Linked DNA regions of Homo sapiens: region 1 is linked to region 2. A link is an interaction called in ENCODE POLR2A ChIA-PET data of the cell type or tissue named here. Cell type or tissue: GM12878. All regions are shown on one strand. Each heading gives the region's core, and the rest is flanking DNA. Links, peaks and the distances in the headings are about the cores only. Region 1 overlaps LOC105372853 (a long non-coding RNA gene). Region 2 overlaps BID (BH3 interacting domain death agonist).

What was found. Peaks named below come from ENCODE experiments on the same cell type or tissue, not always from the same donor. Only the 100,000 strongest peaks of a DNase experiment are listed, where the experiment ranks them.
Region 1: POLR2A ChIA-PET joins it to region 2 with 12 read pairs; 9 of 35 experiments call an interaction of 5 or more read pairs at or near these places.

Annotation. Positions count from the first base shown.
Region 1 is chr22:18,057,475-18,066,646 of GRCh38, forward strand. The region is part of intron 1 of LOC105372853 (a long non-coding RNA gene); the gene reads left to right. Among named protein-coding and RNA genes, the nearest start is that of PEX26, 16 kb to the right of the region's middle. RefSeq lists an enhancer at 3,763-4,263 and a silencer at 7,961-8,050. In GM12878, for the core only: no CTCF peak of the experiment used is centred there; a DNase peak (open chromatin) is centred at 4,022.
Region 2 is chr22:17,761,728-17,764,227 of GRCh38, forward strand. The region is part of intron 1 of BID (BH3 interacting domain death agonist); the gene reads right to left. MIR3198-1 (microRNA 3198-1) reads right to left here; the gene lies at 2,453-2,500. Among named protein-coding and RNA genes, the nearest start is that of MIR3198-1, 1.3 kb to the right of the region's middle. In GM12878, for the core only: no CTCF peak of the experiment used is centred there; no DNase peak of the experiment used is centred there.

The DNA.
Region 1 (9,172 bases), core at 2,924-5,423, 300 kb after region 2:
TGCTTTGTTGCCCAGGCTGGTCTTGAACTCCTGGCCTCAAGTGATCCTCCTGCCTTGGCCTTTCAAAGTGCTGGGATTACAAGCACGAACCACCTCTCCCAGCCTAGGTTCACTTTTGCAAAAGGTGGTTATGGGTGCTTAACGGATCCAGATAGAGACCAAAGTGACTATGGGGTGCATATGTGGAGAAAGAGGAAGAGCTTTTTGTAGTCTAGATGCTCTTTCTGTACTTCCCCCTGGGCAGAAGCAGCAGCCCTGAGCCCCCACAGTGCTCGCCTTGTTCTGGGGACACACAGTGTAGTTGCATATGCCTGAGACACACTCAAATGAGCATCATGAGCAAGGCTCAAGGCCCATGACGTCATCCTCTCACTGTTCTTGGCTTTAACTAGAAACTTACTGGTGACTCATGTCCAGTTTTGGCTTTAAAGGTAAAAGAGACTGGGAACAATTGGATACAGTCCATATAAGAACAAATAAAATGAATACTTGGAAAATAGGTCCTATGCGAATACAATTAGGACTACTTAAATTAGACTACAGCAGGCAGATGGAAGAGGTTATTTATATGAGGAATAGTGATAAACTCTTCTCTTTTATGCCTTTTTGGATGTAGATGGGATAGAAATGATATTCCTGCTTTATTTATTTCTCTCTACTGAAAACCAAATAAAAGAAATTGGGCTTGATTTGCAACTGCAGAGATGTAGGGTGGATATAAGGCATTATTTCCATATGTTGTTAGACACTGATCTTTCGGGGTACTTGTTTTTGTTTCTTTTTCTAAAAAATGTGAAAAAGCAAGGCACATCAATGATAGCTTTGCTGCAGTGGAGCTAGTTAATATTTTCTAAGTACCTGAGAACTAGGACCTTGGTAGAACCCCACAGAAGCCAGAAAATATATATTCCCTGTTTTCTGAAAGGTTCTGATATTAGGATTAGCTATTCTGATTGTTTTTATTCCTAAAAGTTAAATGCAGTGGGGTAGAGGGTAGAGCAAGTGGAAGGAAGATGTTGAGCATGTGTCCTGGCTCTGACATTCACTAACTCTCTGACCTTGGGTGAACATAGGGGCCTCATTTACAATGTGGTAATGATGATAGCTTTCCTTCTTAACTCACAGGTCATTAAGTGTGTTAAACAGCATCACAAATATGACAGCGGGCCATAAACTGTTGAGTGCTATACAAAGACAGAAACTATTCTTAATTTGGATAAACCATCCTTGATCAAATGTGTTTCCAGCTAAAAATTCTTGATGGAACTTGATTCCCAGGTTTGAATTTCAAAACCTGTGTAGTCCACGCATTCGAACAACCTCCTGTCCACCCACCCACTTGCCTCTCAGAGAATGTCTACTCTGTGGTAGGCACTGTAACAGGCATGGCGATGCCACGATGAATCTCACACAGTGCCTGGCTATGTGGGAAGGCAGATGACAGTCTGGTCAGGGTGGAGAGAGAAGGAAACAGGTCATTACAGTGCAGAGCGGTGAGCCCTCTGATCTGGCCAGGCATAGGTGCTGCAGGACCTCACCTGGGGGCCCCAGATCCAGCCTGGTGAGGACAGAAGGAAACTTCTTAGAAGTGCTCGCCAACCCAGGCTTGAGTGATAGAAGTTAGCCAAATGAAGAAGGAATGGGTTGGGGAGGACCCTAGCACCCAGAAGCAAAGTGAAAGCTCAGTACACTGCAAGACCTGCTGGTAAAGTTAAAGGTTACACGTTGCCCATGCAGGAGGACAGGGGAGAAGGGAGGCATGTCAACCAGAAGCCACCCCACGCCCAGCTTGTCTGCCTTGTTAGGGAGTTTGGACTTTATCTTGAGGTCAATAGAGAGCCTCTGAGAGGTTTTAAATAGGGAGTGTTAAGATCGGATTGAAATGTCAGAGATGTCACTCCTAATGCGATGTTGAGGATGAACTGGAGTGGGCAGGACGCTGGTCAGGAAGACCAGCAAGACTGTTGCAGCAATTTTGGGAGGAATGGAGGTGGCCTGACTAGGAGACGGTAGATTGGTCAAGAGTTTCAATGATGCAAGCAGATAGGACCATTGTTACAGAAGGAAGAAAAGGAGTGAGAAAGTTGGAAAGATAGGATGTTGAGATCAGAGAGTGGAAGATAAAATAGTTTCTGATGATGGCTGGGACCAGGGTGTAGCCTTCAGAATGGAGCTGAAAAATGAGTGGAGATGAAGGTCATGTGACATGAGGTCAAGGATGTGGGAGGTTTCTCCTAGGGCTTTAAAAAAATGTGGTAGAATATATGTAACACAAAATTAACCATCTTAACCTTTTTTTTTTTTTTGGAGATAGAGTCTTGCTCTGTCACCCAGGCTGGAGCGCAGTGGTGTGATGTTGGCTCACTGCAAGCTCCGTCTCCCAGGTTCACACCATTCTCCTGCCTCAGCCTCCCGTGTAGCTGGGACTACAGGCACCCGCCACCAAGCCTGGCTAATTTTTTGTATTTTTAGGAGAGACGGGGTTTTACTGTGTTAGCCAGGATGGTCTTGATCTCCTGACTTCGTGATCTGCCCGCCTCAGCCTCCCAAAGTGTTGGGATTACAGGCATGAGCCACCGTGACTGGCCCCCCATCTTAACTATTTTTAAGTGTATTAAGTACATTGTATGAAGAACATTAAGTGTGTTAAGTGGCATTAAGTACATTCACATGGTTGTACCACCATCACCACCACCCAGCCACAGAACTCTTTCCATCTTGCAAAACAGAAACTCTGTACTCATTAAACAACTCCCCATCCCTCCCCCTCTACCTTGGCCAGCCCATGGCAACCACCATTCTCCGGATTTCTGGCAACCACCATTCTCCAGACTTCTGTCTCTATCAATTTGACCATTCTAAGTACCTCATAAAAGTAGAACCATACAATATTCGTCCTTTTGTGACTTGCTTATTTCACTTAGCACAAATGTCCCCAAGGTTCAACTGTTTTGTAGCATGTATCAGAATTTCCTTCCTTTGTAAGGCTGAATAACATTCCATTGTATATACTCCTTTCTCTTTTAGACTTTTGATTATGGCCCACAACAAGAAAAGTAGTTTACACCATGACCTATTACACATGAAGGTATTATGTCATGGAAATAACCTATTATTGGCATATGTTTTATATTATACATATAATTAAAATAAATATTTTACCCCCAAACCACCTTTCTTACATGTGAAGTACTCTAATATTTTCTTTCTACTCTGTTTCTTTAAAAAAAGATTGCTGGCCACAGTCCTCGAAATCAATTTCGTGACACATTAATGGGTTGTGATTCTGAGTTTGTAAATAGTTGGTCTGTTTGGACATTGAAGTTACCCACGATGATGGCAAGACTTGGAATGAAGTGGTGCCAAAGTCTTCAATGAATATGGAGGGGCAGAGGCACAGCTCCATGCATTTGTCCTCGTGAATGGCCTGTGATTTCAGCACAATCTATTAGGTAAAGGTCCAAACTATCAGTTTACTTCTGGTGTAAACAGGATAATTCACAGATTTGCTGTTTTTCCCCAATGGTCTCCAGCTGGCATGGGTCTTTAATTTATTCACTGCCAGTGACCATTCCCCTCCCTTTTTCCATCCTAGGGAAGAACTAAGTAAACTGCCCTTCTTCACGTGCCCCAGCTCCGTAGTCTGATCTGGAAAAGGGGCAGGGGCACGGGAACCTCAGCAGCAGGTGACTGTGGCCTCCAGACTCTGCCATGCTTCCAAAAGCTCCAGCCATCTCATGGTTGCAAGAATCTCCCAGAGGGAGAGGCCATGTCCAAGGCGACGGTGGGTGGGGTTCAGCCTCCCAGGCTAAGGCTGGGAACGTGCCTTGCCCAGAGGAGAGGGCAGGGTGGGAGGCACTGAGGGCAAGGGTCAGGGCTCCCACAGAGCCAGTGTGTGTGGGAGGAGAACGGGGGTAACTTGTTGTCCTGCCAGTCTAAGAAAGTCAAAGGGTTTCTCGTTGTCTCCCTGAGTCATTACACCCCCAGCTATTTTTGTTAAACATTAACACAAAGTGTCAGGAGAGCTTCACCATTTTTAATGAGCTAATCTCTGTGGCATCCCCATAGAATGAGGTCAGAACAATCACCATCTCAGTAGCAAGGAAAAAATAGGCAGAGGTGGGAAGGGAAATCGAAGGGAAATTCACATTTCATCAAGCAATTACTGACACCCATTCTGCACTGCACTGATATTGCAATATATGATGCAAACAAGACAGTCTCTGCTTTTTTTTTTTTTTTCTTTTTTTTGAGACAGGGTCTCACTCTGTTGCCCAGACTGGAGTAGTGTGCAGTAGTTCAATAATAGGTACAGCCTCCATCTCCTGGGCTCAAGTGATCCTCCCACCTCAGTCTCTTGAGTAGCTGGGACTACAGGTGCCTGCTACCAGGCCCAGCTAATTTTTGTATTCTTTTTGGTAGAGACAGAGTTCTGCCATGTTTCCCAGGCTGGTCTTGAACTCCTGGGCTCAAGTGTCCCACCTGCCTTGGCCTCTGAAAGTGCTGGGATTACAGGCGTGAGCCACCATGCCTGCTGGTCTCTGCTTTTTGAATGCTGACATGCTGACCTTAGATGTGGGGTAGGGATGATCAGACCAAGTATTCTGAATTATGGACTTGGAATTTGCAAAGTCCAGTGATGAGAAAGAACTTGACTTGTTTTATTTATTTATTTATTTAGAGACAGAGTTTCACTCTTGTCGCCCAGGCTGGAGTGCAATGGCGTGATCTCGGCTGACTGCAACCTCCACCTCCCAAGTTCAAGCGATTCTCCTGCCTCAGCCTCCCAAGTAGCTGGGATTACAGACGTCTACCACCACGTCCGGATAATTGTTGTATTTTCAGTAGAGACGGGTTTCACCATATTGGCCAGGCTGGTCTCAAACTCCTGACCTCAGGTGATCCACCCGCCTTGGCCTCCCAAAGTGTTGGGATTACGGGCGTGAGCCACCGTGCCTGGCCAACTTGTTTAGAAAAGTGGGACTGAGGTTAATATCAGGAGTCTAGAGTTCAAGAGTGGACAGCCAGGCAGGACTGATCTTGTCAAGATTTTGATGTGGTTGGATGATATGATCAACAGATCACAGAGAACCCTAGGGCATTGCAATGCTTAGGCTGGGCCATTTGAGCGCCAGCACCTCGCTATGAAACACACTGAGCTGGAGAGTCAATGATACAAGAGCTTAAGGATTTTATAAAACATGACTACATACAGCACTTCATATTAGTCAATGTTCTTTCACAGTAATGATTGCATTTTATCCTTATAACCCAGCAAGGTCAGTATAGTGGGCATTTCCTTATGCTAATACCTCTGTTCTTCACCACCCCACACCCTTTTCCTTGATAAAGATTCTGGGGATTGGAGAGGAAGTAACTTGTTCTGCACTAACCGGAAAAAGAACCTAGACATTCTGACCCAGCCTAGGGCTCTCTCCACTACTTCAGACGCCTCTTTAGCTCGACTCTCCCCTCCAACCCTGCTTTTTCTGCACAGCCCAGTGAGTTCTTGCTTGCTGAAAGAACCTGGCCCAGCCAGGAAAAAGGACACCGGGAGCTTCACATATGTTTGTCTTCAGAGGCAGCGCTCGTGTGCCACCAACATAAATCTGATAGGCACTGAGATCTCGGTCTTCCCTTTTATTCTGGGGAGGGAATTGTGGAGCTTAGGCTAGACCATCCCTGCCACCGGCCAACTCACTGAATCGGTTCCTCTGGGAGGAGCACTGGGAGTTGGGGTGATGTGGTATAGCCGAATTGATGTCCCATTTCTGGGTTAGGATCTGGCCCTGCCATTTACTAGCTTGTAGTGTCAGGCAAATTTCTTAACTTTTCTGAGCTTCAGTCTAATGGCAATAGCCAGGATTATTGTTAAGATTAAGCCTGCACCATAAGCTTCATTCCTTGAATAGCTAGTGTTACAAATGGTGAGCTGTTAGCCCCAGGGAGTTCGGAAGTCTCTGCGGTTTTATCCGGGGGTCCTGGTATTGCCCGCTCTGAGGATGGGTCAGGCTCTGTGGAGATTCCCCACTTAACCTACCGCATCCTGAACACTGGAGGCTGTTGTTCTGGGATCCAAAGCTGCTCCACTGTTGCCCCAGGGCATCCTGACCTAGTGAATTGCCTCCTTTAGAAGCACTACTTTCCCATCCTCCCAGACTAGCTAATTTACTGCTGATGAAAATAGCTTTAACGGAACTTGGGTCCCAGGAAGGCCACCGCTGGCCTAGAGCATAGAATTCCAGGGCAGAAAGGGATTCCAGGGGTCTCACACTCACTCCCAACTCTGATTCCAAGGAGACAATCCCCACAGTGGAAATCTGTTAAAACACTGAGTAAATCAAGATGGTTCCTGCTAATATCTGACTAACGTTTTCTTCCAGCTGTACGTTCCCAACCTGCCTGAACGAGGCCTCTAGGACGGCAGCGTCCAATCACATCTCCCCTCTGCTTTCCTAACTGAATGTTGATATTCTCAGCCTATTTTGCTTGTACAAGTCCCGTCTGTCTGCCTGCCTGCCTGCCTGCCTGCCTGCCTTCCTTCCTTCCTTCCTTCCTTCCTTCCTTCCTTCCTTCCTTCCTTCCTTCTTCCTTCCTTCCTTCCTTCTTTCCTTCCCTCCCTCCCTCCCTCCCTCTCTCTTTCTTTTTTTCTTTCGACAGAGTCTCGCTCTGTTGCCCAGGCTGGAGTGCAGTGGCGCAATCTCGGCTCATTGCAAGCTCCGCCTCCTGGGTTCACGCCATTCTCCTGCCTCAGCCTCCTGAGTAGCCTACAGGCGCCCGCCACCACGCCCAGCTAAATTTTTGTATTTTTAGTAGAGACGGGGTTTCACCATGTTAGCCAGGATGGTCTCAATCTCCTGACCTAACGATCCGCCTGCCTCGGCCTCCCACAGTGCTGGGATTACAGGTGTGAGCCACCGCACCCAGCCAAGTCCCGTTTTTCAAACTCAATTTGCTTCTTGCCTCCAGACCCTCTCTGAGGTTTTGTGTTTCCTCTCCCATTCAGGTGGGGGCTGGGGTGGGAGGCGGGCAGAGGCTGATCCAGCAGTTGGAAAGGGTGCAGCCCAGGTTCTCCTAACTCAGGAAGAGAAGGGGGGAAAGGAAGGCCTTATCCAAGGATATAGCACGTTCTCTTTGGTAAACCAGAGAGACACTTTTGTTTTCTTAGCCACAGAGTGCCCAAGGGGAGCCTCAGGGTACAGGGTGGCAGAGGTGGGAATAAGGACTGGGTGGGGGAGGCCAAGGGAGGGCCTAGAGTGCGGGTGCAGGAGTCAACACTCCAGGACGCAGATGTGCTTGATAAGACAGGTGACTGGCCTGGAAGGTTGAGATCACAGCCTTACTTCTTTATTTTACCTCGCTAGTGGAGACCTGGTTACTCACGAGGCCAAGGGATCCTGATCATTCATTCAAGAAATATTCACTGCCTAGCTAGGTAAGGAGTTAGAAATAAAATGCGCAGCAAAGCCCTGCAGGAGTTAATAGTTTGGTGTGGGATTTGCTTCCGTAAGCAGACGGTGAGCAGGCTGCAATGCAGGTAAGTACAGGGTGCCACAGGAAGATAGACAAGTAGCTCGTCACCCACCTGACAGAGGCAAGGAGAGATTTAGGAAAATCTTCCCAGAAGGGGTGATAATTGAGCTAAACTCTGGAGGGTTAAAAGGGGTCAGCCTGTCCAGGAAGCAGAGAGGGGCTTCCAAGAAGAAGGAGTCATTTGCTTAAAGTCCCAGGTTGAGAGAGGGCAGAGTGGGCCAGGACAGTGGCAGGGTGGGCTTTATGACTGCAGCTGTGGGTATGAGGAGGAGACTAGGAGTGAGAAATGAGGCCAGGAAGGCAGGCAGGGGCTGGGTCCTGAGGGACATGGGCAAGCTGCTTCCAGGAGATGGATGAAATGAGCGTGTGCTCCTTGAAGGAGTCTTCCTGGCTGTGCCCACCAACGGGCAGGCAGTGGCGGCCCCCGTCGGTCAAAGCTGTGTCATCGCTCAGAGGCTTGCTAAGCTGCAAGTCATGCAGGTGCAGGCAGAGGCGGGGGCAGGAGGGCAGAGGTTCTTAGCCAGCATGATGGGGCACAGCTATGTAATTCTCGGGTGGTTTGGGGATAGGAGGATTCTTTCCACACACTCTGACGCTGTCACTCCAAAGTCAGGCATTTCTTCACTTGACAATGGGCACCTGTAGGATGGATGGGGCATGGCAGCCATATCTGCAGCTGTATGCCAGTTGCATTTGGTGCAGAGAGCAGAGGGCAACACTGCTCTAAATTCAATGGCTCTGGAAAGGAGGTGGGGTGAGAGGCAGGAGAGGTGATGACATTGGCATGTGGGTCCTGGCTCCTAAATACCGTGGCTCGCTTTACAATCTGCCGGGTCTTGCATGTCCAAGGAAGTACGCAACCTCGATGTGATGGTCTAAGAGAATATTTTATTGCTACTTGCTATTATTGAGAATTGAAAATGGATCTGACTGGGCAGAGAACACACCAATCCCATCACATCATCCCTGCCACCCATACAGCAGTCTGCTGCTCCCTCTTCATACAAAGTCCTTTATCTGTTTGGCTGCTGGGGTTTGAGAGAAGCAGCAGCATGGCAGGGATTGTCATTTGCTTTGAATTTATTCAGCTCTGATCTATTGGGGTGGTACCATGGTCTCCCCAAATTCAGACAGAAAGGGAGTAGTGAGGATAAGACCCCTTGGTGGGGAGCTTAATGTGGACTAGCGGCTCATCCTGCATGTCCAGGAACTGGATGGCTCCAAGCCAACTGTCTTCCTCAGGGGCAGGGTCTTCTTTAGATCCCCAACACTGCAGTCTCGGCACCTTGCTACTGCCCTGATTTCCACAGACTGGCAGGACGTGATGCATGCCACATTGCACCAGAGTGATCACAGCTGTGGACAATTCTACTAAAACTACTTGCAACTCAGCCACCTGCGCAATCATTTTCTCCCTTTTTGCTACCCTTCTTCTCAATCTTTCACTTCCCTCTCACATTTTGCTAGGCAAAAGAATGACCTAAATTAAGTGCTCCTTCCCTTACCTACTCCTTTAACCCCTCTTTTCCGTTCTCCCTTTCAGCTCTCTCTCACCCGGTTCTTCTCATCCCCCTTCCTCTTCCTGTTCTGCAGCCAGCTGTGCTGGGTCGAGGGGTCAAGGGAGTGACTAAAGTGCCGT
Region 2 (2,500 bases), core at 1-2,500:
CCGGCCATAATCTTTCACTTTGAAGGCAAAGGCATTAATGAGTAAACAAAGAAGGCAAGACCATCAAGGCCAGCAAACTTTGCTAAAATTGTGACATAATTCATTGCTGCTTTTCAGACTCAGGTACCATGATGATAAAAGGCACATACCTAGTTTTGCCCTTCACTATGTTTTTTGTCATTTTTACCATATTCTGGAAAACACTGGTAAATCGCTTTAGGAGAGAGTGTGGACCAGGATATCCTAGGGTGCCTGAGGCCCTTTTCAGAGAATCTGTGAGGTTGAAAAGCTTCCATAACACAGTTTCTTCTGTCATTCTCTCATGAGGGTACAGTGGACTTTCCCAGGGGCTGAGCGAAAGAGATACTGCAACAACCGAGAATCCAGGTATCCTCTATTCAGTCAGACACCCAGGAGATCTGCAGAAACACTGACGCAATGCTGTTCTTCTCAATAGAAATGTTTTGTTTTATAAAATAGTTACGTTGGCCAGGCGAGGTGGCTCACGCTCGTAATCCCAGAACTTTGGGAGGCCGAGGCGGGTGGATCACCTGAGGTCAGGAGTTTGAGACCAGCCTGACCAATATGGTGAAATCCCGTCTCTACTAAAAATACAAAAATTAGCCGGGCATGATGGCGTGCACCTGTAACCCAGCTACTCGGGAGGCTGAGGCAGAAGAATTGCTTGAACCCAGAAGGCAGAGGTTGCAGTGAGCCAAGATCAGGCCACTGCACTCCAGCCTGGTCAACAGAGCAAGACTCTGTCTCAAAATTAATTAATTAATTAATTTAATTAAACAATTTCACAAATTTCAAATGAATGAACACTTTTTTTTTTTTGGAGACAGGGTCTCACTCTGTCAAGCAGGCTAGAGTGCAGTAGCACGATCATGGCCCACTACAGCCTCAAACTCCTGGGCTCAAGTGATCCTCCTGCCTCAGCTTCCCAAAGTGCTGGGATTACAGGTAAGGACCACTGTGACTGGCCTATTTTTAAAATTTCTCAGTTTTAATTCTAACACAGAATATAGGGATAAAAGCCTACTTAATCAAACGCTTTTTGGTTCCTCAATAATTTTTATATATAAAGGGATCTAGAGACCAAAAAGTTTGAGAAGTGCTGCTTTGAGGAAAAAAAACAAAACCTGTTTGTTTGTTTGTTTTTTTAAGACGGAGTCTCACTCTGTCACCCAGGCTGGAGTGCAATGGCGTGATCTTGCCTCATTACATCCTCCGCCTCCCAGGCTCAAGCGATTCTCCTGCCTCAGCCTCCCGAGTAGCTGGGACTACAGGCATGCACCACCTCATCCGGCTAATTTTTGTATTTTTAGTAGAGATGAGGTTTCACCATGTTAGCCTGGCTGGTCTCAAACTCCTGACCTTAGGCGATCCACCCGCCTCAGCCTCCCAAAGTGCTGGCATTACAGGCGTGAGAAACTTCGCCTGGCCACCTGTATTTTTTCTTTGAAAAATAAAAGCATTTACATAGCTGTTTGTCTCCATCATGTGTATTAATTATAACTTTTTTTTTTTTGAGACATAGTCTGGCTCTGTCATCCAGGCTGGAGTGCAGTGGCACAATCTTGGCTCACTGCAACCTTCGTCTCCTGGGTTCAAGTGATTCTCCTGCCTCAGCCTCCCAAGTAGCTGGGATTACAGGTGACCGCCACCACACCTGGCTAATTTTTGTATTTTTAGTAGAGACCGGGTTCCTCCGTGCTGGTCAAGCTGGTCTCGAACTTCTGACCTCAGGTGATCCGCCCGCCTTGGTCTCCCAAAGTGCTGGGATTACAGGCGTGAACCACCGTGCCTGGCCTTATTATAACTTTTAACAAAGTAACTGACTTCCATTTTACAGAGAACCGCAGGCTGACAGTTGAGAGCTGTCTCCAGACACATGTTTAGCAGACGCCTGTGGGCACACACACCATAGCCTTCACAGCCACTCGCGCCCTTCTATGCTTCCTCAACATGAAAACATACTTTTTTTTTTTTTTTGAAAAGCAACCATTTATTAGAACCAATACAAGAGTATGAAAAGAGGGAAAAGAGGAGGGTAGAAGAGGGGGAGAGAATGAGGTCTGTATCAGATGTCAGTTATGGAAACACATAAATGCTTACTCTTTTTAAACACTGACATTTACAAGGTGAACATATATATAGACCACTTATAATTTAAAAAAAAAAAAAATCAAAAGCAGACATGTTTGGCTGAAATAAAACCAGGAAACACAACCAAAACTCCCCCATAAACCTAAAAGTCCATGGAGAATTCAATTTCTCATTTCCATTCAGAAATCTGGCTACAGAGTGATTTGTTTGCTACTTGGGACAGTACAGCGTGCTGAAAGAAACCCAGCTACTGAGTCTCTTAGATCCCATCCTGTAGGAAGTGGTGGGAAAGCCAGCGGACCATGGGCAAGTCAACTCCTGGCTACTTGGCAGGGCGTCAGACTGTGCTCTCTCCATTCCCCAGGACTCCACAGAACCGTCTGGTACT